Linked DNA regions of Mus musculus: region 2 is linked to region 1. Evidence: chromatin loops called from intact Hi-C (ENCODE). Cell type or tissue: left cerebral cortex. All regions are shown on one strand. Links, peaks and the distances in the headings refer to the core of each region. The heading gives the core; the rest is flanking DNA.

Region 1 (13,148 bases), core at 5,575-8,074:
GACAGACAGAGAAAGACGAGACAGAGAAAGACGAGACAGAGGCACAGACAGACAGACAGACAGACAGAAAGTGAGAAAGTTTTCCATTTTAACTAAGCCCACACTACACCTAGTGGCTATAACTTTCATAATTTGATGTATGACTATAAAAGAAAATGTTCACTAAGTGGAGTACTTTGTGATAACACCTTTTATTTAAAAGGATGCCCTATGACTTCTTTTTGCCATGAGTCGGCTGTTGGTATCCCAACTTTTGCAACTTGGGTCCATCATTGAGTGAGTGAGTATTACTGGGACACAAGCACTGGTGACTAGTTGTGGTGGTTTGAATATCCTTGGCCCGGGAAGTGGCACTTTAGAAGGTGTTGCATTGTTGGAGTAGGTGTGACCTTGCTGCAGGAAGTGTGGAGTGGGCACTGTGGAGTGGGCAACGAGATCTTCCTCCTAGATGCCAGAAGCCAGTCTTCTCCTGTTTGCCTTCAGAACAAGAGGTAGAATTGTCAGTTCCTCCAGTGCCAGACATGCTTCCTGCCTTGATGATAATGGACTGAACCACTGAACCTGTAAGCCAGCCCCAATTAAATGTTATCCTCTATAAACGTCAATCATAGGATCTCTTCACAGCAATGGAAACCCTAAGTAAGACACTAGTGGTTGACACCTTAACCTACATGCCATGAGATTTCATCATTGCTGCTCAGGGCAGTGTCCATCTTAAAACACTGGTTTCTTATTCCTAGAATTTTCTAGTTAGTAGTTTAAGACCACTGTTGAATGCAAGTAGCAGAAGCTACAGACATTGAAGTAGCAAATAAATGGATACTGTGTTATAACATGACTGTTACCTGTAATTTTTAAAAATCATGCTTCTGCCTTCCAGGGAGCTCTGCCAGAGCTCACAGCTAGGCTCCGAGATCAGCTGCCGCTGGTCTCACTCAACTCCACCAATGGGCAGCTAGCTATTTTTCCTCAGAGCTGAGATCACTCCCCCAGACTCTCACAGCTTTTGCCAACAACTGCCCAAACTGCCCTCTTTCTCCTCCTGTCCACCTTAGCCCCACGTGAGATGGAAAACACTAGGTAGTTTTATTATTTAAAACTAGCCAGATAATTCAATGTCTGGGTAAAGAATTTCCTGCCCTAATCTTATCAACTAGCTCCCTCAATCCTCCTTGTCCCTCCATGTCCACCCCCCAGCAGAGGCTACAAACTCTAGGTACCCCAAGACCTATATGACTTCAGCTTCCTCCTCGTTTCAAAGCCTGGTCTGAATCTCTCTTCTCTCCCTATGTTCCTTCTTTTCCTCCTGGGACCTGGAAGTCTCACCTTTTTCCTTTTGCCCAGCAATTGGCTTCTGCCCTTTTTTATTGACACAATCAAGAACCAACTATAGAAACAACACTTCCCTCTACACATGACATATACTAAGTCTATACCTGGCAGTCCCCATGGAGGAAGAACTGCAATAGGCAAGTGAGCTTCCTGGAGATGCCCCATCATTTACACCATGGTACAGCTGCAGTGGGTGTACCATGGAGAAGTATGATCCCAGGATCTTTGTCCCAGGATTGCTTCTTGCTATTTATGTGCCTTCTCATGCTTATCATTGCTAAATTCTCCATATACCTGACATAGTGTGATTGGGCACAAAAAGACCCTCACTACCTGTAGCCTGGGATGATTACTTCCTGGATGATAGTTCACGCTGTTGGCCATGTTTCCTGCAGAACAATATGAAAATGAAAGTTCTTGAGATAATGCTGTTTATATGGATTACTGATTTTATGGAATTCCTGTTTTGATTCAAGTAGTTGTAGGAAGTTAGTTTGATTTGAATAATTTGGGGAAGCTAAGGTAGTTAATAGAAAATTTAAAGTTAAAATCAAGAACAGAATATGCCCCTTCCAGAAAGAGTAGCAAGAGCCTCACAGGTGAAAAAAGGAGTTACGTGAGCTTTCATGGGTTTTAAGTGTGAATTGTAGTAGCAAGAAAATTAGGCTTGGGACAAGTTAATGTTCAAAGAACACATTCATCCTAGATTGGGCCTGACTTTACTGATCTTTTGATCTAGGGATAAAGTCACAGGTTTTGCTGTGTACCATAATAAGGAAGGTCATAAACAAAGAATAGGTTATTTCATTATGAATGTAAGAGCAGAGAACAGATAATTAGCCAGTTTAGCTAATCAAGGCTTCAAAAATAAGACATAAGACTGATTGATTACCTGCTCCTTAGTAAATACAGATTGTCCCTAGCTAAACATAAGAAATAAAGTTGCTACTACAGACTTGGCTTGATCAAACTTTGCTAATCTAAGACAAAAGAAGCATTGCCTTGGGGTTACACTGAACTTGTAGAGTGAAGGATAGATGAGAAATGTATAGGCACCAGGCTGTGTGTCTGTCTCACTGCTAGGGTGTCAGGATCATGGGGAGGCAGAATGCAGTCTGTAATGGGAGTTCTCAGTCCATGCACACACACACACCCATATAAAACTGCAAACTTTGGGACAATTGCTGTGGTTCCTAGTCTCCTGTGTATCCAGGTGCTGCCAGCATCCTGCTGGGAGTTGGGAACAAGGTTCCCAGTCCCCATTTTCCCTCAGGACATCTACCCACCAGACAGGAGGGGAAGGTAGAGTCAAGGCTGGGGGCAGAACTGGGTTTTGTTCAAGTGTCAAATGTACAGAGGTTCTGGGAGAGAGAAAGTCATCTCTCAGAGATTTAGGTGCAGCTCCTTACAGCAAAGGCCTCACCTCCACTGTGATCTGTGATCCTTAGTTCAAACTGCTTTATTTGATGGCGAATGTAAATGCATACACCTTACTCAGGGTAAGCCAAGGATTAAATACTTTCTTCCCAGAAGGGATGCCCAGGAAAGGAAGCTTATTGGCTAAACACTCAGGGCCTATCTAGATACTTCATTAGCATGGAGAAATCCAGGTTTTTATGCAACATGACTGATTGCCGTGGTCCTCTCAGTCAGGTTTCATGGTTATGTGTTCCAGAGCAGACAGAGTTTGGCAGGGATCTGACCTGACATCTATCATACTCAATTCTGAGTTTCATGGGGTACTCAACCTTACCAGTTCTTCTGTCTGGTGGCATGCTCCACTTGCCTTACATAAAGGTAGATATAAGTTTGAGAAGAAGAAAGTGTAATCAATAATCCTGTGTTGATTCCCCTTTTGTGTAATGATTTAAATCTATTTTTTGAAGAATATGTTGTTGTGGTGATTGTTTTTTTTAGAAATTTTGTAACTGTGGCCATGAGGTAATTTTCTTCTTACATCAAAATTTTTTTCTTACAGGCCATAAAAGGATTAAGGAAATAAAGTTGTTGTAGTCTGCTTTTGGAGCTTGCTTTCTTGATTCACTCAGAGAGAGAGAGAGAGAGAGAGAGAGAGAGAGAGAGAGAGAGAGAGAGAGAGAAAAATCCCTCCCTTTCTTTTTTCTAGTCGCTGGCTGCCATCAACAACAGCTCTTGTTACAGACCATCAGCTCCACCAGTGCTGACCTCAGTCAGCTGCTATTAGCACAAACCCCAATCATTGATACCACGCTCAGCCCTCCTGAGTTAGCGCTATGGTGCTGAAGCTGGCCTTCAGCATATATTATCAGATAAGAGGATACTGTGGTAAAACTTTGGTGGGTCTCTGTGACCACCACAGCCAGCTATGCAATGATATTCAGAAGGCAAAAAGACAGTTCAGTTCAACATGACTAATTAGCCTATATTGGTTAAATTTGGTCATCTGACCTCAGATAGTTTCTTTTGAATGGAAATAAAACTTGAGACCTGTGATTCATGTAATGTATGTCAAATAGCCCAAAGAGTTGTTTGTGAGCTTTGAAACCTGGGGCTGAGAACATAGCAGAACAGGCCAGGACATGCCCGGGCAGGCCCGTCTACATGTCCGGACTGGCACGGCACATCCCTATCTCCCACCCCTCTGACCTAAGTTAAATGTTAACAGGCTGCTGATGTTTAAATGGACCAATCATGTGAATCCGCGCCAATTCCTCCCCCAGCCCCACCCCTTTTCTATAAAAACCCCTAGCTTCCAAGCCTCGTGGTCGAATCAACTGTCTCCTGTGTGAGATACTTTTCGAACCGGAGCTCCGCCATTAAATTACCTCATGTTGTTACATCAAGGTGTTGTGTTCTGTTCGTGATTCTTGGGTGCACGCCGAATCGGGAGTTGAGTGGGGGTTTCCCCACTAGGTTCTTTCACTTTTAGGCATATTTAAACACAGCAAAATTTAGAGAAAATTTCCCTGTGATTGATGGAGGATGGTTTTGTGCACTGTGTATTTAAATGCTGATTTCCATACCCAGAAATCTGGTTGCAGTCAGGACTTTGGTATTGTCAGTATTACAAAGCATCTCTTAACTCAGTATTTTGTAGAACACTGTTCTCCATCACCTGCAGATTTGTTAAATATAAAGCTGAACTGTAGTCTCCCCTCCCCCAGCCTGAAACCTGCTTGCTCAGGGGTGGAGCTTCCTGCTCATTCGTTCTGCCACGCCCACTGCTGGAACCTGCGGAGCCACACACATGCACCTTTCTACTGGACCAGAGATTATTCGGCGGGAATCGGGTCCCCTCCCCCTTCCTTCATAACTAGTGTCGCAACAATAAAGTTTGAGCCTTGATCAGAGTAACTGTCTTGGCTACATTCTTTTCTCTCGCCACCTAGCCCCTCTTCTCTTCCAGGTTTCCAAAATGCCTTTCCAGGCTAGAACCCAGGTTGTGGTCTGCTGGCCGGACACAACACTGAACAGCAAATAACTGAGCAGGAGAGGAAAAGGCAGGACTTCCAGGCTCAAGGGGGTGGGGGTGGTGTCTCGGGTCGGGATCAGGGAGGCACCATCAAGATTTGCTTGGATGAGTTAGTCTAGCCAGGGTGAGACTAAGATGTTAGGTAATATACCATGTGTCTGGGACATAGGCCAGGTCAGCATATCAGGTTAGAACAGCTCAGTATCTGCCCAGCTATAGTGCCTAAATCTTTTAATAAATATAAAAGACCCCATGTCATAAATTCACAGCAAATGAAGGCTGTGCTTGCTTCGACAGGTGATAACTAACTCAATCCTGTGTTCACCTTAAGATTACATTGAAATTTTTGTAAAGAACGTGTTATATCATCCATGAAGATGAGTTCTATAGCTCATAATAAGGGTCTGGGAGATAATTCAGTTTTGTCTCAGCCACACAGATAGTGCAATAGTTACAAAGTGTAAGAGTCCAAACCCAGCTTTCTGGATGTATAACAAGTTATGCATCCCTTCCTTTGAAGTTCCTGTGAGTTTAACATTCCTGGTTCCCCTAGTGCTTGCTTATCTGTGAGCATGAGGACCTCTGTTACTCCTATATAGCACGGCATATAGTATGTCTACCACACTGCACCACCTAAAGACCATGTTTGATATCTCAGCTGTCCTTGGTAACTGTATCAACAATGGGTATTTTATTAAGCAGGGAGATGGACTAATGTTTGAGATGCAGTCAGCATATACCCCAACTTTGTGGATTTAACTTTTTGCTAGACAATTTAAAAAATCTGGGTTTCATATGGAAAATAATTAGTTTCATTTACAAAGGTAATAATGAGAAACACTAGCTGGCTTTTAATCTCTAAATCAATCATAATCCCCTATTCCTATCATTTAGTTTAACAGTTCCATGTATTATTACCATTATATTAATGGCTTTCTAGAGTCAATAATTAGAATCAAGTACTGTACCGTTCTGAGCAAAGCTTTCTTACCGCTTTTTGTTTTGCTTTGGTCTGTTTCTGAGGTTGTACTTCTGGCATCTTAGACTAGTCCCAAACTCTCTGTGATTAAGTGTGACCTTGAATTCCTGATGACCCTGTCTCCACTTCCTGAGTACTAAATTTACAACTGTTCCCCACTCTGCATGACTGGGATTCCAAATTTAACAGATACAGATTTATTTCAGGTTTTTATTAGTTTTCTGTTGCTTCTAAATATTCTCTTATATAAATGATGTCATGCTTTGAGTTACATGTTAAAATCTGAAACCAAGCCGGGCGTGGTGGTGCATGCCTTTAATCCCAGCACTTGGGAGGCAGAGGCAGGCAGATTTCTGAGTTTGAGGCCAGCCTGGTCTACAGAGTGAGTTCCAGGACAGCCAGGGCTACACAGAAAAACCCTGTCTCGGAAAAAAAGAAAAAAGAAAGGAAAAAAAAAAAGGAAAATCTGAAACAAATGTGCTAGCATGTCTTTTATTTTTGTTGTGTGGTCCACAATTGACTGTGACCATTCCTACTTTTATAGTTTTACTTTGTTTTGGATTTTTTGTTCTTTTTTTTTTTTTTTTTTTTTTTTTTAGATTTATTTATTCATTATATGTAAGTACACTGTAGCTGTCTTCAGACACTCCAGAAGAGGGAGTCAGATCTCGTTAAGGATGGTTGTGAGCCACCATGTGGTTGCTGGGATTTAAACTCTGGACCTTCGGAAGAGCAGTCAGGTGCTCCTACCCACTGAGCCATCTCACCAGCCCTTGTTCTGTTTTGTTTTATTTAGCTTTCATTATTTTTGGTGGCTGAATTATATGATCCAGAATGCAGACAAACAGTAGTGGTCTCAGGACTGTAGATCAAATTTAGGATGCTGACAAAAAAACCATTAAGAATGTTAAATCATTTAAAATGTTCTTGAGGAAAAAACAACCAAAGAATGAAGAGAGAAAGATAGACTAGAAATGGTCCCAGGAAATAGAAGACAGATTCCCCCTAGCCTTAAGAACCACTCGTATCGGTGGACACAGTTCAATGATGACTAAAACTTTTCGTGTATAAAAGTATACTGAACACATACAGACATTTACCGTCATATTCTCTAGACAAATACTTATAACAGCTATTTGTATGTCACACAGATAATCTTAGGTATTGTGGTTAATCTGGAGATCTCTGCACAGAGATCTGCCCATAGGTCCTGTGCAAATACCATTTTTATAAAAGAGACTTGAGCTTATATTTGGCAGTTCTATAAGCAATCTTCTAGTGAGAAATGCTATGTATTCAGAGGTGCTACAAGACTGTCATGGGAGGATATAGACAGTATGCTGGACTTTTAAAATAGTAGCATGAATTGTAATTCCAGCTATGTAAGACATGCTATGTTAATGGACAAGGAGGCAAAAGCAGACACCAGAGAAAACTCTAAGGTCCCAAAGACACCCTGAATATGAGAAGAACTGTGCATGTATGCCAGCCTAGAATTTCTCCTGACACAGCATACCTAACCATAGTAGATATGTCTAGTGAATTACATTTATTATTTTATACATGTCTTACTTTTGGTTTCTATTGCTGAAACAAAACACTATGGGAAAAAATTAAAAAGACAAGTTGGGGAAGAAAGGGTATTGGAGGAAGTCAGGACAGAGATTAAAGCAGAGCTGGAACCTGGAGAAGGAGCTGGTGCAGAGGCCATGGAGATGTGCTGCTTACTGGCTGGCTTCCCATGACTTTTTCAGCCTGTTTTCTTTAGAACCCAGGACCACCAGCCCAGGGATTGCACTACCTATCATGGACTGGGCTCTCTCCCATTGATCACTAATTGAGAAAATGCCTTACAGCTGCATATCATGAAGGCATTTCCTCAACTGAGGCTCCTACCTCTCTGATGATTCTAGCTTGACACACAAACCCAAACAGTACATAAGCATTATTTCACATTTCTCTCTTTTCTCACACTTCTACCTTTGAAATTCTAAGTCTTTTTGTAAAAAAGTCTCATCTTCATACAGTCACTATTTTGATGCTTTTTTACAAAAGTCTAGTACTCAGCACCATCATATTTCAATGTTATCAATAATATAATATAATGTAGAATAATACATTATTGGAGGGCATATGTTAAAAATTCATAGACACTAGATTTCCTCATCTGTAAAATGACTGGACAATATCTACTTCACAAAATTTTAGGATTTGATAAAACAATTCTTATTATTTCCAAAGCACAGTGTCTGCTCCAAACCACTATTCAATACACAGTAATTATTTCCTGTCCATCTTAAGTGTATTTTGTTTTTTATTTTTGTTTTACTGAAAGTAAAAGCCTATTTGGGTGATTTCAGAAATCGCTACTCCTTCACATTAAAATATAAGGAACTGAATACCCATCCTGACCTGTTTGAGCTGTTCTGTATGAGACTGGGCTGAGGAGAACAGCCATTGATCCCTGAAGAGGCTGTGTGAGGTTTGGTTATGGGGAAGAACCTGCTTTGGGTATTCCTTGCTATCCACAGAATGCTAAGTATTCTCCACTGTTCAACACATTTGAATGGATGCCCTCAACATTTGTACCTATGGAACGCGCTCCAAATCCTTTTTGACCTGTCACCATTCCTCCTGACTTGATTTCTGCAGCACACTGGGGATGCATGCTTCCATGCAACATCACAGACATATTCTTCCTTTGTATTTTTGAGTCCATCTTTCTAGGTGACATCTTTCACATACTCAGTCTTGGTCCCAAGTATCATTCAGGGCTGGATTCCAGGAAAGCTTGATTTGATTACTCTACTTGACATGATGCTGTCTCTAATGGTAAAAATCTTAATTTTCATTTTAATATTTTTCTTGCTAGCATTCTACATCATGTTGTCTCTGATATAGGTGTTTAATGATTACAAACCTATACATTCATCTTTCATGAACTCTATGAATTAAATAACATTTAAGTTTTTCTCTTTGTAGTTGTGTTTATCTGTTGAGTTTGTGTGTGATTAAATGTGAGTGTGTGTGTGTGTGTCTGTCTGTCTGTCTGTCTGCAGATGTGTGCATGCTACACTAGGTGTAGAAATCAGAGAACACTTTTCAAGAAGTGATTCTCTTCCCACCAAAGGCATTGGGAATTGAGCTCTGGTTGTCAGGTTTGTGCAGCAAGTATTTTACCTGAGGAATCATCCATCTCACCATCCCAAAGCAATCATTTGAAACTATAATATGACAAGAAATGCTTAACTCTCAAAGATATTCAAATGCCAAAAGAAGAAATAAAGCCACTTACCTTGGGGGAGAGATGGAGCTGATGTACACCTGAGCCCTCTGGTCTCGGCTAAATTTAATTCAGCATAGAGCACTGGTGCATCCATTAGAGATGGGAGATGTAACACTGACCTTTGAGTGAGAACAAACTCAGCATTCTGTGATGTGAAATGAACAAAAGAATATCCGCTATCAACATTATGCTCTCTGTGGCCACACCTACTCACATTTGCAACTGGTGCTGTCTCCAAAGATATTAAATGTGGGTCTATTATGCTCACATTTACATGTTCTTATCGTTAAAACTGAAGGTGTAACACATGGTATGATTTTTGAAAAAATTCTGAAAAAGGCTTTTTTGTTCACAGCTCTTCGACCATCCATTCTCAGTTATTACCTCAAGGCAAATGTCAGTGTAAATTGGATGAACCGCTCAATCTCAAATTCAAATTTAAGAGATACGCTCTCCACCAAAGTCTCTGAAATTATAATGCAATATATTTTGTGACTTTTTAAGAAAATAAAAATGAGTGCATCAGTGTTTATAGTTATATTGGACACTAGTTGAAGCTCAAAAATCCTCCTGAAATATTTATGTCATGAAGGAAGGTGTGGAATGTGGGAATGAGGACAAGAGTATGGCTGACACAATAGGAAAAGCACTGAGGAGGGAACTACATATACCTCTCATCATTGTTCTGAAGGTTCACTTGGATATAACATCATTCACCTGAGTGAAAGGACTTCATCTGTCAGAGCTCAGGGAGTGGAGGACTTGGGTCTATGGGATGTGCTAACTCCTCCAAGGGCTTTGAGTCCTAGACCCTTAGAGCAAAGACTACTAATGTCATGTCACACATTCACACATTATAAGTGAAGAAGAAAAGCAAGGATTTCCTTAAAGTCACCTTCTGTGGTCAGAGTGGAACTGTACCAATCGCTCACAATGACATGGCAGTGAAGTAGTCTGTTGGCTATGAGTTTCAGAAGACAGGAGATGTATACATACAACATGGGGCTCACACTAATTCTCCAACACCAGGATGATTGTGAAGTGGGGCAAAGCCAGTGTGAGGGTCTCACAGCTCACTTATGACTCAATGAAATATCCTCAGCTGTCTGCGTTAGATAACAGTCATTTCACTCAATGCCAGGAATAGGGCTCTGCCTCATGCTTCATCTAAACCTAAAAAAAAAAGTGTGGAGGACTTTCCTGACTTGTCCATCTTAAGTGATTCTGCATACATTTCTAGAAAAATGATTAGATCTATTATATAGACGTTTCAGTGTATATTTTATAAAGGCCTCAATTTTATTATATATAAGACTCACCTGGAAATGTGTTAACGGTGCATGGTTCTGCCACATAAACACTTTCCTTTGTCAAGATAGTGCAGCCTTACATGTAGAAATGTGTGAATAATCATGCCAAGTAATAAATTTGTTCATGGAACGCACTTAAATAAATAATCCATCTGTAAATGAAATCTGTTGGCATGAATTAGTAATACAAATAGAAAAAAGAAGTCTGATGTTCTAAGAAGAAGACTCAAATACTGCTTTGATCTGGGTAGGAGATCTGGAGCTTTAGCTGTAAGTTCTGAGGCCATCGGTGGTGACTAGGAATTCATAGTAGTTCTTCTAAGATTAACATATTGAGGTAAGATGGTTCCTGGTAAAGGTTACAAGTGCCTCTATGCTGCAAAGTGTGAACTAACTGAGGGTAAAAAGAGTGTCATTTGTCCACAGAAGCATGAAACAAACTGACACTTGCTGGTTGCAAAATATCAACAACACCAAGTACTGCACGATTATATAGCCATCCTCCTACGCATACAAAAACACATTTGCTACTGAAAATGAACTACTGAAGAATCTATTAGTGCCAATGAAATTTTTAGCACAAAATATAGCAGAATTCGAATTACCTTGATGTTGTCACAGTAAAATATATGGAGAGAGAGAAGACAAACACATAATGTGTGGGAGAGATTACAATGTGATGTTCTATACAAACAATGCGACATTAAATCCAAATAAATCAAATGGTGAAAGATTATAAGAAATTCTGGGTCTTAGAGAGTGGAAGAAGAAAAAGTAATGTTGAGTGTCTCATGGAGAAATAAAGACAGGTTTTTAAATAGAAGCCTATTTTTGTATCAAATCTTTCCAGGTTTTATATATATATATATATATATATATATATATATATATATATATATATGGAATATATAGAAAAATAGAGTTGGAATATATAGAGAAACAGAGTAAAATGAAAGTAATGTAATCATGAATGATAAAAAAGTGATAAAGGCAATTATTTTATGAAAGAAGATGAAAATATGAGCCAGAAAGTGGCAGCCATGGGTTAAGATCATTGCTTCAGGCTCAAAATGCAAAGCAATGGGTGCCTTGAGCAGAATGGCTCACCAGGAAGCTACAAGAGCTCCTCCCTCCCTAGAGGCATTGCTTGAGGCATTGGCACACACACCAGAGTAGCTCTGTGGGAAGTTCTGATGCTAGATAGGGGGTTGCACCCCAGCCCTTTTTAAACTAAGGAGATATATTACAGAGAAGGGAGCAGGCAACTGAGGCAGCTCTCATGCTTCAATCTGCAGAAGATTTGGGCAGAACTCTCCCAGAGTGCTGAGATCCAGGCCTATCCAAGCTTCCTCAGAAGCTCTAATGAAATGGCAAGACCAAATGTCTTTGCCCAGGAGTGAACTTGGCATGACCTGCCTGGGCCTGGAAATAGGCCCTTAGAAGACATAAGTTTTCAGTTCCTGGGAACTTGGCATTTTCTCCCATAAAAGACTGGGATTGGGCTGGTGAGATGGCTCAGTGGGTAAGAGCACCCGATTGCTCTTCCGAAGGTCCAGAGTTCAAATCCCAGCAACCACATGGTGGCTCATAACCATCCGTAACAAGATCTGACTCCCTCTTCTGGTGTGTCTGAAGACAGCTACAGTGTACTTACATATAATAATAAATAAATCTTTAAAAAAAAAAAAAGAAGAAGAAGAGAACCTCACAACCATTTAAAAAAAAAAAAAAAAAAAAAAAAAAAGACTGGGATTATCAGCCTGACGGTTACTATGAGTTTAGTATGTCACTCTTCAGATTCTCCATGTCCCCTCTCTACATCACTTCTTGATTAGCTTCCTGCTGGCATTATCCAATTATATGATAGCTTTTTTCTGACTCTGTCCCATTTATCTCCTGGAAACAGTGTATAAGATGCTGTTTTTAGATTTCTCAGGCCACGGCTCTACCTGCATCCCTGGAGGCTTGCTAACATTCAAGACAAACAGGTGAAATCCTCAAGCAGAAAGCCCCTACCTACTAGGTCCCCGGAAAGACCAGCAGCCTGGAGGCCTACACTGTCACCTCTTCTGTGTTCCATCTTCAGAACCACACCTATACTTACAATCTATGAAGCCTGCATCCGTCAGGAATCACCACTTTTCCCTGCATCCCTGGAGGCCTGCTCTTAACCAGGACAACCAGCAGTCTGAAGCCACCAGGACTACCAGCTCTGCTGGTATTCCTGGAAGACTGTTGCTACCAGGGACAACCAGCTTTATCTGCAGTCCCAGAGGCCTGCTCCCATCAGAGACTACTATGCCTGCCAATACAAGGGCCAGTCAGATGGGTAAAGGCAAGTGTAAGAAGATAATTAACAAAAGTCAGGGCAATATGGTACCACCACAATCCAGCTATCATACAAGAGTAAGCTCTGGAAATTTTAATCCACTTGAATTGCAAGAAAATGACCTTAAATCTAGTCTTATGAAGATAATAGAGGCCTTAAAAGAGAAAACAAAAAATCCCTTAACAAATACAGGAAAATACAATCAAATAGGTGAAGGAAATGAATAAAGACCTGAAAATGGAAATAGAAACAATAAAGAAACACAAACTGAAGCAAACCTGGAGATAGAAAACCTAGTAAGGAGAACAGGAGCTACATACATAAGCATTAGCAACAGAATACAAGAGATAGGAGAGAAAATCTCAGGCATAAAAGATACCATAGAAAAATTCATACATCAGTCAAAGAAAATGAAATGTAAAAAGTTCCTAACTCAAAGCATCTAGGAAAATTGGGACACC
Region 2 (13,148 bases), core at 5,728-8,227, 430 kb after region 1:
GTCTGGGTTTGGTGATTGTAAATGGGAAGGATCTCCAGGTGAGTCAGTCTCTAGATGGTCATTTCTTCAGTCTCTACTCCACACTTTGTCTCTGTAGCTCCTTCCATGGGTGTTTTGCCCCCCCCCTCCTTCTTTTTCTTCTTCTTCTTTTTTGTTTTTTGTTTGTTTGTTTGTTTGTTTGTTTTTTGTTTTTTTCTTTTTTGAGACAGGGTTCCTCTGTATAGCCCTGGCTGTCCTGGAACTCACTTTGTAGACAAGGCTGGCCACGAACTCAGAAATCTGAGTGCCTCTGCCTCCCAAGTGCTGGGATTAAAGGCGTGTGCCACCATGCCCGGCTTTTGTTTCCCCCTTCTAAGACGGATAGAAGTATCCACACTGTGGTCTTCCTTCTTCTTCAGTTTCATGCTGTTTGTGAATTGTACCTTGGGCATTCCGAGCTTCTGGGATTCTGGGCTAATATCCATTTATCAGTGAGTGCATATCATGTGTGTTCTTTTGTGACTGGTTTACCTCACTCAGGATGATATCCTCCAGAACCATCCATTTGCCTAAGAATTTCATAAATTCATTGTTTTTAATACCTGAGTAGTAATCCATTGTGTAAACGTACCACATTTTCTGTATCCATTCCTCTGTTGAGGGACATCTGGGTTCTTTCCAGCTTCTGGCTATTATAAATAAGGCTGCTATGAACATAGTGGAGTATGTGTCCTTATTACATGTTGGAGCACCTTCTGGGTATTTGCCCAGGAGTGGTATTTTTGGGTCCTCACTCAGGTAGTACTATGTCCAATTTTCTGAGAAACTGCCAAACTGATTTTCAGAGTGGTTGTACCACCTTGCAATCCTGCCAACAATGGAGGAGTTTTCCTCTTTGTCCCCATCCTTGCCAGCATCTGCTGTCACCTGAGATTTTGATCTTAGCCATTCTAACTGGTGTGAGGTGGAATCTCAGGGTTGTTTTGATTTGCATTTCCCTGTTATCTTAGGTTTTTTTGTTATTCCAGACGAATTTGGAAATTGCTCTTTCTAAATCTATGAAGAATTGAATTGAAATTTTGATGGGGATTGCATTGAATAGGTAAATAGCTTTTGGCAAGATGGCCATTTTTACTATATTAATCCTGCTAATCCATGAGCATGGGAGAACGTTCCATCTTCTGAGATCTTCAATTTCTTTCTTCAGAGACTTGAAGTTTTTATCATACAGATATTTCACTTGCTTAGTTAGATTCACACCAAGGTATTTTATGTTATTTGTGAATATTGTGAAGGGTGTTGTTTCCCTAATTTCTTTCTCAGCCTGTTTATCCTTTGTGTAGAGAAAGTCCACTGATTTCTTTGAATTAATTTTATATTCAGCTACTTTGCTGAAATTGTTAATCAGGTTTAGGAGTTCTCTGGTGGAATTTTTAGGGTCAGTTAATTATACTCTCATATTATCTGAAAATAGTGATATTTTGACTTCTTCCTTTCCAATTTTTATCCCTTTGATCTCCTTTTGTTATCTAATTGCTCTGGCTAGGACTTCAAGTACTATATTGAATAGGTAGGGAGAGAGTGGGCAGCCTTGCCTAATCCCTGATTTTAGTGGGATTGCTTTAAGTTTTTCTCCATTTAGTTTGATGTTGGCTACTGGTTTGCTGTATATTGCTTTTGCTATGTTTAAGTATGGGCCTTTAATTCCCGAACTTTCCAAAACTTTTGTCACAAACAGGTGTTGGATTTTGTCAAATGATTTCTCAACATCTAATGAGATGATCATATGGTTTTTTTCTTTGAGTTTGTTTATATAGTGGATTATGTTGATAAATTTCCATAGACTGAAACATCCCTGAATCCCTGGGATGAAGCCTACTTGATCATGATAGATGATCCTTTTAATGTGTTCTTGGCTTCAGTTTGCAAGAATTTTATTGAGTATTTTTACATCCATATTTATAATAGAAATTGGTCTGAAGTTCTCTATTTTTGTTGGGTTTTTGTGTGGTTTAGTTATCAGAGTAATTGTGACTTCATAGAATGAATTCGGTAGAGTACTGTCTCTTTCTATTTTATAGAATTGTTTGAGGAGTATTGGTAGTAGGTCTTCTTTAAAGGTTTGATATAACTCTGCACTAAACCCATCAGGTCCTGGGGATTTTTTTTTGGGGGGGGGGTTGGGAGACTACTAATGACAGATTCTATTTCTTTAGGGGATATGGGACTGTTTAGATCATTAATCTAATCCTGATCTAACTTTGGCACCTGTTGTCTGTCTAGGAAATTGTTCACTTCATCTAGGTTTTCCTGTTTTGTTGAGTAAAGGCTTTTTTTAGTAGGATCTGATGATTTTTTTTTTGTTGTTGGATTTCCTCAGTTGCTGTTGTAATGTCTCCCTTTTCACTTCTGATTTTGTTAATTAGAATACTGTCTCTGTACCCTCTAGTTAGTCTGTCTAAGGGCTTATCTATTTTCTTGATTTTCTCAAAGAAGCAGCTACTGGCTTGGTTGATTCTTTGTATAGCTCTTTTTGTTCCCAGTTGGGTGATTTCAGCCCTGATTTTGATTATTTCCTGCCATTTATTCCTCTTGGGTGAATTTGCATCTTTTTTGTTTTAGAGCTTTCAGGTGTGCTGTCAAGCTGCTAGTGTATGCTCTTTCCTGTTTCTTTTTGGAGGCACTCAGAGCTATGAGTTTTCTTCTTAGGACTGTTTTTGTTCTCTCCCATTAGTTTGGTTATGTTGTGGCTTCATTTTCATTAAACTCTAAAAAGTCTTTAATTTCTTTCTTTATATCCTCTTTGACCAAGTTATCATTGAGTAGAGTGTTGTTCAGCTTCCACATGTATGTGGGCTTTCTATCATTTATGTTATTATTGAAGATCAGCCTTTGTCTGTGGTAATCTGATAGGATGTATGGGATTATTTCAATATTTTTGTATCTGATGAGGCCTGTTTTGTGACCAATTATATGGTCACTTTTGTAGAAGTTCCTGAGAAGACGGTACATCCTTTTGTTTTAGGATAAAACGTTCTATAGGTATCAGTTAAATCCATGTGTTTCATAACTTCTGTTAGTTTCACTGTGTCTCTGTTCAGTTTCTGTTTTCATGATCTGTTCATTGATAAAAGTGGGGTGTTGAAGTCTCCCACTATTATTGTGTGAGGTGCAATGTGTGCTTTGAGCTTAATAACATTTCTTCAGCGAATGTGGATGCCCTTGCATTTGGAGCATAGATGTTCAGAATTGAGAGTTCATCTTGGTAAATTTTACCTTTGTGGAGTATGAAGCGTCCCTCCTTATCTTTTTTGATAACTTTAGGTTAAAAGTCAATTTGATTCAATATTAGAATGTCTACTCTAGCTTGTTTCTTCGGAACATTTGCGAGGAAAATTGGTTTTCAGCCTTTTACTCTGAGGTATTATCTGTCTTTGTCTCTGAGATGTGTTTCCTGTATGCAGCAAAATGTTGGGTCCTGTTTATATAACCAGGCTCTTAGTCTATGTCTTTTTATTGGGAAATTGAGTCCATTGATATTAAGAGATATTAAGGAAAAATAATTGTTGCTTCCTGTTATTTTTGTTGTTAGAGTTGGAATTCAGATTCTGTGGCTATCTTCTTTTAGGTTTGTTGAAAGATTACTTTCTTTCTTTTTCTAGAGCATAGTTTCCCTCCTTGTATTGGATTTTCCTTTTATTATCCTCTGAAGGGCTGGATTTGTGGAAAGATATTGTGTAAATTTTGTTTTGTCATGGAATATCTTGGTTTTTCCATTTATGGTAATTGAGAGTTTTGTTGAGTATAGTAGTCTGGGCTGGCATTTGTGTTCTCTTAGTGTCTATATGACATCTGTCCAGGATCTTCTGGCTTTCATTGTCTCTGGGGAGAATTCAGGTGTTATTATGATAGGTCTGCCTTTATATGCTACTTGCTCTTTTTCCCTTACTGCTTTTAATATTCTTTCTTTGTTTAGTGTGTTTTGATTATTATGTGATTGGAGGAATTTCTTTTCTGTTCCAGTCTATTTGGAGTCCTGTAGGCTTCTTGTATGTTCATGGGCATCTCTTTCTTTAGGTTTGGAAAGTTTTCTTCTATAATTTTGTTGAAAATATTTACTGGCCCTTTAAGTTGGAAATCTTTCTTCTCATCTATACCTATTATCCTTAGGTTTGGTCTTCCTAGTGTGTCCTGGATTTCTGGATGTTTTGGATTAGGATCTTTTTACATTTCACATTTTTTTGATTGTTATGTCAATGTTTTCTATGGTATCTTCTGCACCTGAGATTCTTTCTTCTATCTCTTGTATTCTGTTTGTGATGCTTGCATCTATGGTTCCTGACTCCTTTCCTAAGTTTTCTATCTCCAGAGTTGTCTTCCTTTGTGATTTCTTCATTGTTTCTACTTCCATTTTTAGATCCTGGATGGTTTTGTTCAATTCCTTCACCTTTTGATTGTGTTTCCCAGTAATTCTTTAAGTGATTTTTTTGTTTTCCTCTTTAAGGGCTTCTAGCTGTTTAACCTGTGTTCTCCTGTATTTCTTTAAGTGAGTTATGCCCTTCTTAAAGTCCTCTATCATCATTATGAGAAGTGATTTTAGATCTGAATCTTGCTTCTCATGTGTAATGGTGTATCCACAACTTGCTAAGGTGGGAGAGTTGGGTTGTGATGATTCCAAGTAACCTTGGTTTCTGTTGCTTCTATTCTTTTTTTTTTTTTTTTTTTTTTTTGAGATTTCACGTGCTTTCATGTTTATGGATATCAGAGAAATGTGTTCTCTTCATCTTTCCCAGTGGAGGCAAGTACAAAATAAAAGCGGGGGTGTGGGGGTGTGTGAGGGGAACCCAACACACTTATTAAAAAACAGTTATTTCAGATAAGTTAAAATCCTATAATCAGGACAGCCACAATTCCAGTCACTCTGGTGCAAAGTGTAGATATCTCAAGTGCTCTCTGCCCTTGATATATCTGTGCTGTATATATATCTGTGCTGTATAGCCTGTACTTCCTGTAATCCTAGTTGAGTCAGAACTCCTCAGAGTCCAGCTTTCTCTGTGATTCTGTGATCCTGTGATCCTGAGATTCTGGGTGTTTCAGAGTTCTTGGCAGTTAAGCTTCCTCTGAGACCTTGGGATCCTAGTGTGACCAAGCATCTGGGATTCTGGGATCCTATATTTCCGTGGAAGTGGAGAGTGGGGAGTCCTCTGGGGATCATGGGACTATCCACCCAGTTCACCCAAAAGGTAGCCTGGCTCTCCATTTCACTGAGTCTTAAGTGAGTTGTAAGACCCTCACACTGGCTTTCCCTCACTTTGTAATAATGTTGTATGTATACACCCCTTCTTTATTGGAACTCACAGCCATCAGATTGCAGCCACTGCCATGTAATTGCTAGCACCTGGTACAATTCCACTCTCATCAAACACTTTAAGGAAATCTTTGCTTTTCTTCTTCTTTTTCACTTGTGATATGAGAATGTCTGACTTGGGGGCATTTGTAGTCCTTGCTTTAAGGATCTAGGTGTGAAAATCTTTGGAGGAATTAGTATATCCCATAGTTCCAAGTCTTCCACTCCCTGTTGCTCTGACAGACAAAATCCTTAGCTTGAACATTGCTACATCCGTGTGGATCTTCAGGACAATTGTAACAGACATGTGTGGCTCCTTCCTCATTGCTTTTCCTATTGTGTCAGACATTATTGTTTTGTTTTAACACTACATTTATGTTATTATTTCCACACTTCACAGCTTCCTTCATAACATGGATATATCAGGAGGATGTTATAGTTCAATTCATCTCAAATAGCACCAGAAACTTACACATATTTAATTTGTACAATGTGGCATAGAATAATTCCTGGAACTGGGGAGGGGTGGAATCCATGAAGTTTTAATTGAAGATTTAGTGTTTTGTTTACCCTGGGGCCTGAAGAAGTAACTCAAAGCAGATGGTTAAAGGGAGAAAAACAAAAAGTCCAGATTAGATCATCTGTTACATCTTCTGTTTCAAAGATGAAATCCTGTAAACTGTGCGGCCTTAATGGACACAGCGTTTAATAGAGAGACACCCTCAGCTGCAAGTGTGGGTGTATGTGGACTCAGAGAGTAGAGCATTCACCATAGATTTCCTGGTGTTCATTTAGCCTCACAGAACTTAGAGTCTGTCACTGATCACAGTTCCCATCTCCTGCCTACAAAGAACACATCAAGAGTCTATGGTAATGTAAAGACACTTAGGTCCCCCCATCTTTCCCCTCAGGTAAATGGTGCTATTTCTCCTTTTGAAACTTGTATATATTCTAGATATAAGCCTCTTTAGATATATTATAATTTTAACTGATTGCTTTGGGATGGTGAGATGATTTCTCAAGTAAAAGTACTTGCTGCAGACACCTGACAACTGGAGTGCAATTTTTAATACCTTTGCTGGAAAGAGAATCACCTCCTGAAAGTTGTTCTCTGATCTCAACACCTAGTGTGGCAATCATGTACCCTCATGCACACATGCACACACACACACACACACACACACACACACACACACATACATATACACACCTACAGCCACACATTTGCTGTCACAAATACATACTCATACACACACACACACACACACACACACACACACACACACACACACACACACTAATTAGAAACCTGTGGCTTTTTAGCAGTGGTTCTGTTGGTGGTGATGGTGTAGGACACCTTGCTTGCAGATATCCACAGCTTCAGAGATAAAAAGCTTACACATTGCCTGGTACAGAACAGACTTTCTGGCTCAGTTCTACTGCAGTTGCACCCCTAGAATCTAGCATTTGGCAAAATCAGCCCTCTTTTCTGCCAGAGAGTTTAGTAATCTTAGTGAAATAATGTGCAAGACTGAGGTAATACTCAAGAGGATAACATGACATGAACAGTATGAAAAGGGACCAGAAACTGAGGTAGAAAATGTGTCAAATTGTCCTGAGATAGCACTGAACTCTGTGACCCATACGGACTTACTAATATCAATAACACGGTACCATTTTCAATTTGATATCATCCCTGTATTTTGAAAGCTATGTGATTATCAATATTAAATTATGCTTGTTTAGGAAGTATTAAAGTTAAAATCAGGAAAATATCTTGAGTCATTAGCTTCATCTTCACATCAGGGTCAAGAGTAAGTGGAGGCTTTTACACTGCTAGGAGGATCTAAGTGAGCCAGCATGATAGAAAGAAGCATGTTTCCTTCTGCTGTGTTCCTGCTTAGCAAAAGTAGGGGAGGAGCTTGTTGAAATGGAAGTAAAATATGCAGTTTGAGAAAAACTATGAGATTTCCTCAACACTACTGTTCATGATCCCTAATCAAGAGGCTAGAAAATTTGTCTATCCTCATTGTGATTATGATCCTACAGATATCTGCTTGAATGGAGAAGCTAAAGGACAAAATTAGTAGAATAAAGCCAATGTGGTGTGTGACCCAGTAGTGAAAGAACTGAACCAAGCTGAACCAACTGAACCAACCCATTCTCTAGATGGCTCAAACTGTGGGAAATTCCCAGCATAAGGATTAGATATCTCAGCAAACAAACAAACAAACAAACAAACAAGCAAACACAGAAAGTGGAACATGGGCAGTGACCTGCTTTGTGACCAAATGACAAAATGTTTGCTTTGATAGTAGGATGGATAAAATGTATACAGAGCTCATTCATTCATTCAGAGATATAACCACCTACTATGTGTCAATATTTCTCTAGATGATAAAGATCACTAGATGCTCCTGCCTTGATGATAATGGACTGAACCTCTGAAACTGTAATCCAGCTCCAACTAAATATTGTCTTTATAAGAGTTGCCTTGGGGACTCCGCCGAACTTAGGAAATTAGTCTGAACAGGTGAGAGGGTGCACTACAGAACTGAACAGCTTCTGGGATAGGCAGAGCCACAGAGCCGCTGAGGCAGCACCCTTTTCAGGCTGCAGACAGCCGGCCACCCTCCCGACCAGAGGACAGGTGTCCACCTGGCTCGGAAGCCCTCTGTCTCAGGAGCAGCGGGCGCCATCTTGGTTCCGGGACTCCGCTGAACTTAGGAACTTAGTCTGCACAGGTGAGAGTGTGCACCACAGAAGCTGACAGCTTCTGGGACCTGCCAAAGCAACACAGCTTCTGGGAAAGGTCCTGTTTTGGGCCTTCTTCTTCGGCCAGGAGGAGGTCCAAACACAAGATATCTGTGCACCTTCCCTGTAAGAGGAGAGCTTGCCAGCAGAGAGTGCTCTGAGCACTGAAACTCAGAGGAGAGAGTCTGTCTCCCAGGTCTGCTGATAGACGGTAACAGAATCACCAGAAGAACAATTTCTAAACAGAGTCAACTATAACAACTAACTCCAGAGATTACCAGATGGCGAAAGGTAAACGTAGGAATCTTACTAACAGGAACCAAGACCACTCACCATCATCAGAACCCAGCACTCCCACTTCACCCAGTCCAGGGCACGCCAACACACCCAAAAAGCTAGACCCGGATTTAAAAGCATATCTCATGATGATGGTAGAGGGCATTAAGAAGGAATTTAATAACTCACTAAAAGAAATACAGGAGAACACTGATAAAGAGTTACAAGTCCTTAAAGAAAAACAGGAAAACACAATCAAACAGGTAGAAGTCCTTACAGAAAGAGAGGAAAACACATTCAAACAGGTGATGGAAATGAACAAAACCATACTAGACCTAAAAAGGGAAGTAGACACAATAAAGAAAACTTAAAGTGAGGCAACACTGGAGATAGAAACCCTAGGAAAGAAGTCTGGAACCATAGATTAGAGCATCAGCAACAGAATACAAGAGATGGAAAAGAGAATATCAGGTTCAGAAGATTCCATAGAGAACATCGGCACAGCAATCAAAGAAAATGGAAAATGCAAAAAGATCCTAACTCAAAACATCCAGGAAATCCAGGACACAATGAGAAGACCAAACCTACGGATAATAGGAGTGGATGAGAATGAAGATTTTCAACTCAAAGGACCAGAAAATATCTTCAACAAAATTATAGAAGAAAACTTCCCAAATCTAAAGAAAGAGATGCCCATGAACATACAAGAAGCCTACAGAACTCCAAATAGACTGGACCAGGAAAGAAATTCCTACCGACACATAATAATCAGAACAACAAATGCACTAAAGAAAGATAGAATACTAAAAGCAGTAAGGGAAAAAGGTCAAGTAACTTATAAAGGCAAGCCAATCAGAATTACACCAGATTTTTCAACAGAGACTATGAAAGCCAGAAGAGCCTGGACAGATGTTATACAGACACTAAGAGAACACAAATTCCAGCCAAGGCTACTATACCCAGCCAAACTCTCAATTACCATAGATGGAGAAACCAAAGTATTCCACGACAAAACTAAATTCACCCATTATCTCTCCACGAATCCAGCCCTTTAAAGGGTAATAAGAGAAAAAAAAAAACAGTACAAGGACGGGAACCACGCCCTAGAAAAAGCAAGAAGGTAATCCCTCAACAAAACTAAAAGAACACAGCCACAAGAACAGAATGCCAACTTTAACAACAAAAATAACAGGAAATAACAATTACTTTTCCTTAATATCTCTTAATATTAATGGACTCAACTCCCCAATAAAAAGACATAGACTAACAAACTGGCTACACAAACAATACCCAACATTTTGCTGCTTACAGGAAACTCATCTCAGAGAAAAAGATAGACACTACCTCGGAATGAAAGGCTGGAAAACAATTTTCCAAGCAAATGGTATGAAGAAACAAGCTGGAGTAGCCATCCTAATATCTGATAAGATTGACTTCCAACCCAAAGTCATCAAAAAAGACAAGGAGGGGCACTTCATTCTCATCAAAGGTAAAATCCTCCAAGAGGAACTATCAATTCTGAATATCTATGCTCCAAATACAAGGGCAGCCACATTCATTAAAGAAACTTTAGTAAAGCTCAAAGCACACATTGCACCTCACACAATAATACTGGGAGACTTCAACACACTACTTTCACCAATGGACAGATCATGGAAACAGAAACTAAACAGGGACACAGTGAAACTAACAGAAGTTATGAAACAAATGAATCTGACAGATATCTACAGAACATTTTATCCTAAAACAAAAGGATATACCTTCTTCTCAGCACCTCACGGGACCTTCTACAAAATTGACCATATAATTGGCCACAAAACAGGCCTCAAAAGATACAAAAATATTGAAATTGTCCCATGCATCCTATCAGATCACCATGCACTAAGGCTGATCTTCAATAACAAAATAAATAATAGAAAGCCAACATTCGCGTGGAAACTGAACAACACTCTTCTCAAAGATATCTTGGTCAAGGAAGGAATAAAGAAAGAAATTAAGGACTTCTTAGAGTTCAATGAAAATGAAGCCACTTCATACCCAAACTTATGGGACACAATGAAAGCATTTCTAAGAGGAAAACTCATAGCTCTGAGTGCCTCCAAAAAGAAACTAGAGAGAGCATATATTAGCAGCTTGACAACACACCTAAAAGCTCTAGAACAAAAGGAAGCAAATTCACCCAAGAGGAGTAAACAGCAGGAAATAATCAAACTCAGGGGCGAAATCAACCAAGTGGAAACAAGAAGAACTATTCAGAGAATCAACCAATCGAGGAGCTGGTTCTTTGAGAAAATCAACAAGATAGACAAACCCTTAGCCAAACTCACTAGAGGGCACAAGGAAAGCATTCTAATTAACAAAATCAGAAATGAAAAGGGAGACATAACAACAGATCCTGAAAAAATCCAAAACACCATCAGATCCTTCTACAAAAGGTTATTCTCAACAAAACTGGAGAACCTGGATGAAATGGAGAAGTTTCTAGACAGATACCAGGTACCAAAGTTGAATCAAGATCAGGTTAATGATCTAAACAGCCCGATATCCCCCAAAGAAATAGAAGCAGTCATTAATAGTCTCCCAACCAAAAAAAGCCCAGGACCAGATGGCTTTAGTGCAGAGTTCTATCAGACCTTCAAAGAAGATCTAATCCCAGTTCTTCACAAACTATTCCACAAAATAGAAACAGAAGGTACTCTACCCAACTCATTCTATGAAGCCACAATTACTCTGATACCTAAACCACAAAAAGACCCCACAAAGATAGAGAACTTCAGACCAATTTCCCTTATGAATTTCGATGCAAAAATCCTCAATAAAGTTCTCGCTAACCGAATCCAAGAACACATCAAAACAATCATCCATCCTGACCAAGTAGGTTTCATCCCAGGGATGCAGGGATGGTTTAATATACAGAAATCAATCAATGTAATCCACTATATAAACAAACTCAAAGACAAAAACCACATGATCATCTCATTAGATGAGGAGAAAGCATTTGACAAAATCCAACACCCATTCATGATAAAACTCTTGGAAAGACCAGGAATTCAAGGCCCATACCTAAACATGATAAAAGCAATCTACAGCAAACCAGTAGCCAACATCAAAGTAAATGGTGAGAAACTTGAAGCAATCCCACTAAAATCAGGGACTAGACAAGGCTGTCCACTCTCTCCTTACCTATTCAACATTGTACTTGAAGTCCTAGTCAGAGCAATTAGACAACAAAAGGAGATCAAGGGGATACAAATTGGAAAGGAAGAAGTCAAAATATCACTTTCTGCAGATGATATGATATTATATATACGTGACCCTAAAAATTCCACCAGAGAACTCCTAAGCCTGATAAACAGCTTCATTGAAGTAGCTGGATATAAAATTAACTCAAACAAGTCAATGGCCTTTCTCTACACAAAGGACAAACAGGCTGAGAAAGAAATTAGGGAAACAACACCCTTCTCAATAGCCACAAATAATATAAAATACCTAGGCGTGACTCTAACTAAGGAAGTGAAATATCTGTATGACAAGAACTTCATATCTCTGAAGAAAGAAATTAAAGAAGATCTCAGAAGATGGAAAGATCTCCCATGCTCATGGATCGGCAGGATCAACATTGTAAAAATGGCTATCTTGCCAAAAGCAATCTACAGATTCAATGGAATCCCCATCAAAATTCCAATTCAATTCTTCAGCGAATTAGAAAGGGCTATCGGCAGATTCATCTGGAATAACAAAAAACCTAGGATAGCAAAAACTCTTCTCAAGGATAACAGAACCTCTGGTGGAATCACCATGCCCGACCTAAAGCTGTACTACAGAGCAATTGTGATAAAAACTGCATGGTACTGGTATAGTGACAGACAAGTAGACCAATGGAACAGAATTGAAGACCCAGAGATGAACCCACACACCTATGGTCACTTGATCTTTGACAAGGGAGCTAGAAACCATCCAGTGGAAAAAAAGACAGCATTTTCAAAAAATGGTGCTGGCACAACTGGCTGTTATCATGTAGAAGATCGCGAATTGATCCATTACTATCTCCTTGTACTAAGGTCAAATCGAAGTGGATTAAGGTACTCCACATAAAACCTGAGACACTGAAACTTATAGAGGAGAAAGTAGGGAAAAGCCTCGAAGATATGGGTACAGGGGAAAAATTCCTGAATAGAACAGCAATGGCTTGTGCTGTAAGATCAAGAATCGATAAATGGGACCTCATAAAATTGCAAAGCTTCTGCAAGGCAAAAGACACTGTCAATAAGACAAAAAGACCACCAACAGATTGGGAAAGGATCTTTACCTATCCCAAATCCGACAGGGGACTAATATCCAATATATATAAAGAACTCAAGAAGGTAGACTCCATAAAATCAAATAACCCCATTAAAAAATGGGGCTCAGAACTGAACAAAGATTTCTCACCCGAGGAATACCGAATGGCAGAGAAGCACCTGAAAAAATGTTCGACATCCTTAATCATCAGAAAAATGCAAATCAAAATAACCCTGAGATTCCACCTCACACCAGTCAGAATGGCTAAGATGAAAAATTCAGGTGACAGCAGATGCTGGCATGGATGTGGAGAAAGAGGAATGCTCCTCCATTGTTGGTGGGATTGCAAGCTTGTACAACCACTCTGGAAATCAGTCTGGTGGTTCCTCAGAAAATTGGTCATAGTACTACCGGAAGATCCAGCAATACCCCTTCTGGGCATATATCCTGAAGATGCCCCAACCGGTATGAAAGACACATGCTCCACTATGTTCATAGCAGCCTTACTTAT

What was found. Hi-C counts contacts between places; a loop is a spot of excess contacts. Peaks named below come from ENCODE experiments on the same cell type or tissue, not always from the same donor. Only the 100,000 strongest peaks of a DNase experiment are listed, where the experiment ranks them.
Region 2: it touches region 1 in a loop (30-fold over the local background); 5 of 42 quality-filtered maps call a loop at or near these places.

Annotation. Positions count from the first base shown.
Region 1 is chr6:128,713,905-128,727,052 of GRCm38, forward strand. Klrb1 (killer cell lectin-like receptor subfamily B member 1) reads right to left here and starts at 9,193. Exons shown (of 6, transcript NM_001099918.2): 1 at 9,058-9,193. The coding sequence starts at 9,142. In left cerebral cortex, for the core only: no CTCF peak of the experiment used is centred there; no DNase peak of the experiment used is centred there.
Region 2 is chr6:129,140,194-129,153,341 of GRCm38, forward strand. No RefSeq gene overlaps it. Among named protein-coding and RNA genes, the nearest start is that of Gm26160, 28 kb to the right of the region's middle. In left cerebral cortex, for the core only: no CTCF peak of the experiment used is centred there; no DNase peak of the experiment used is centred there.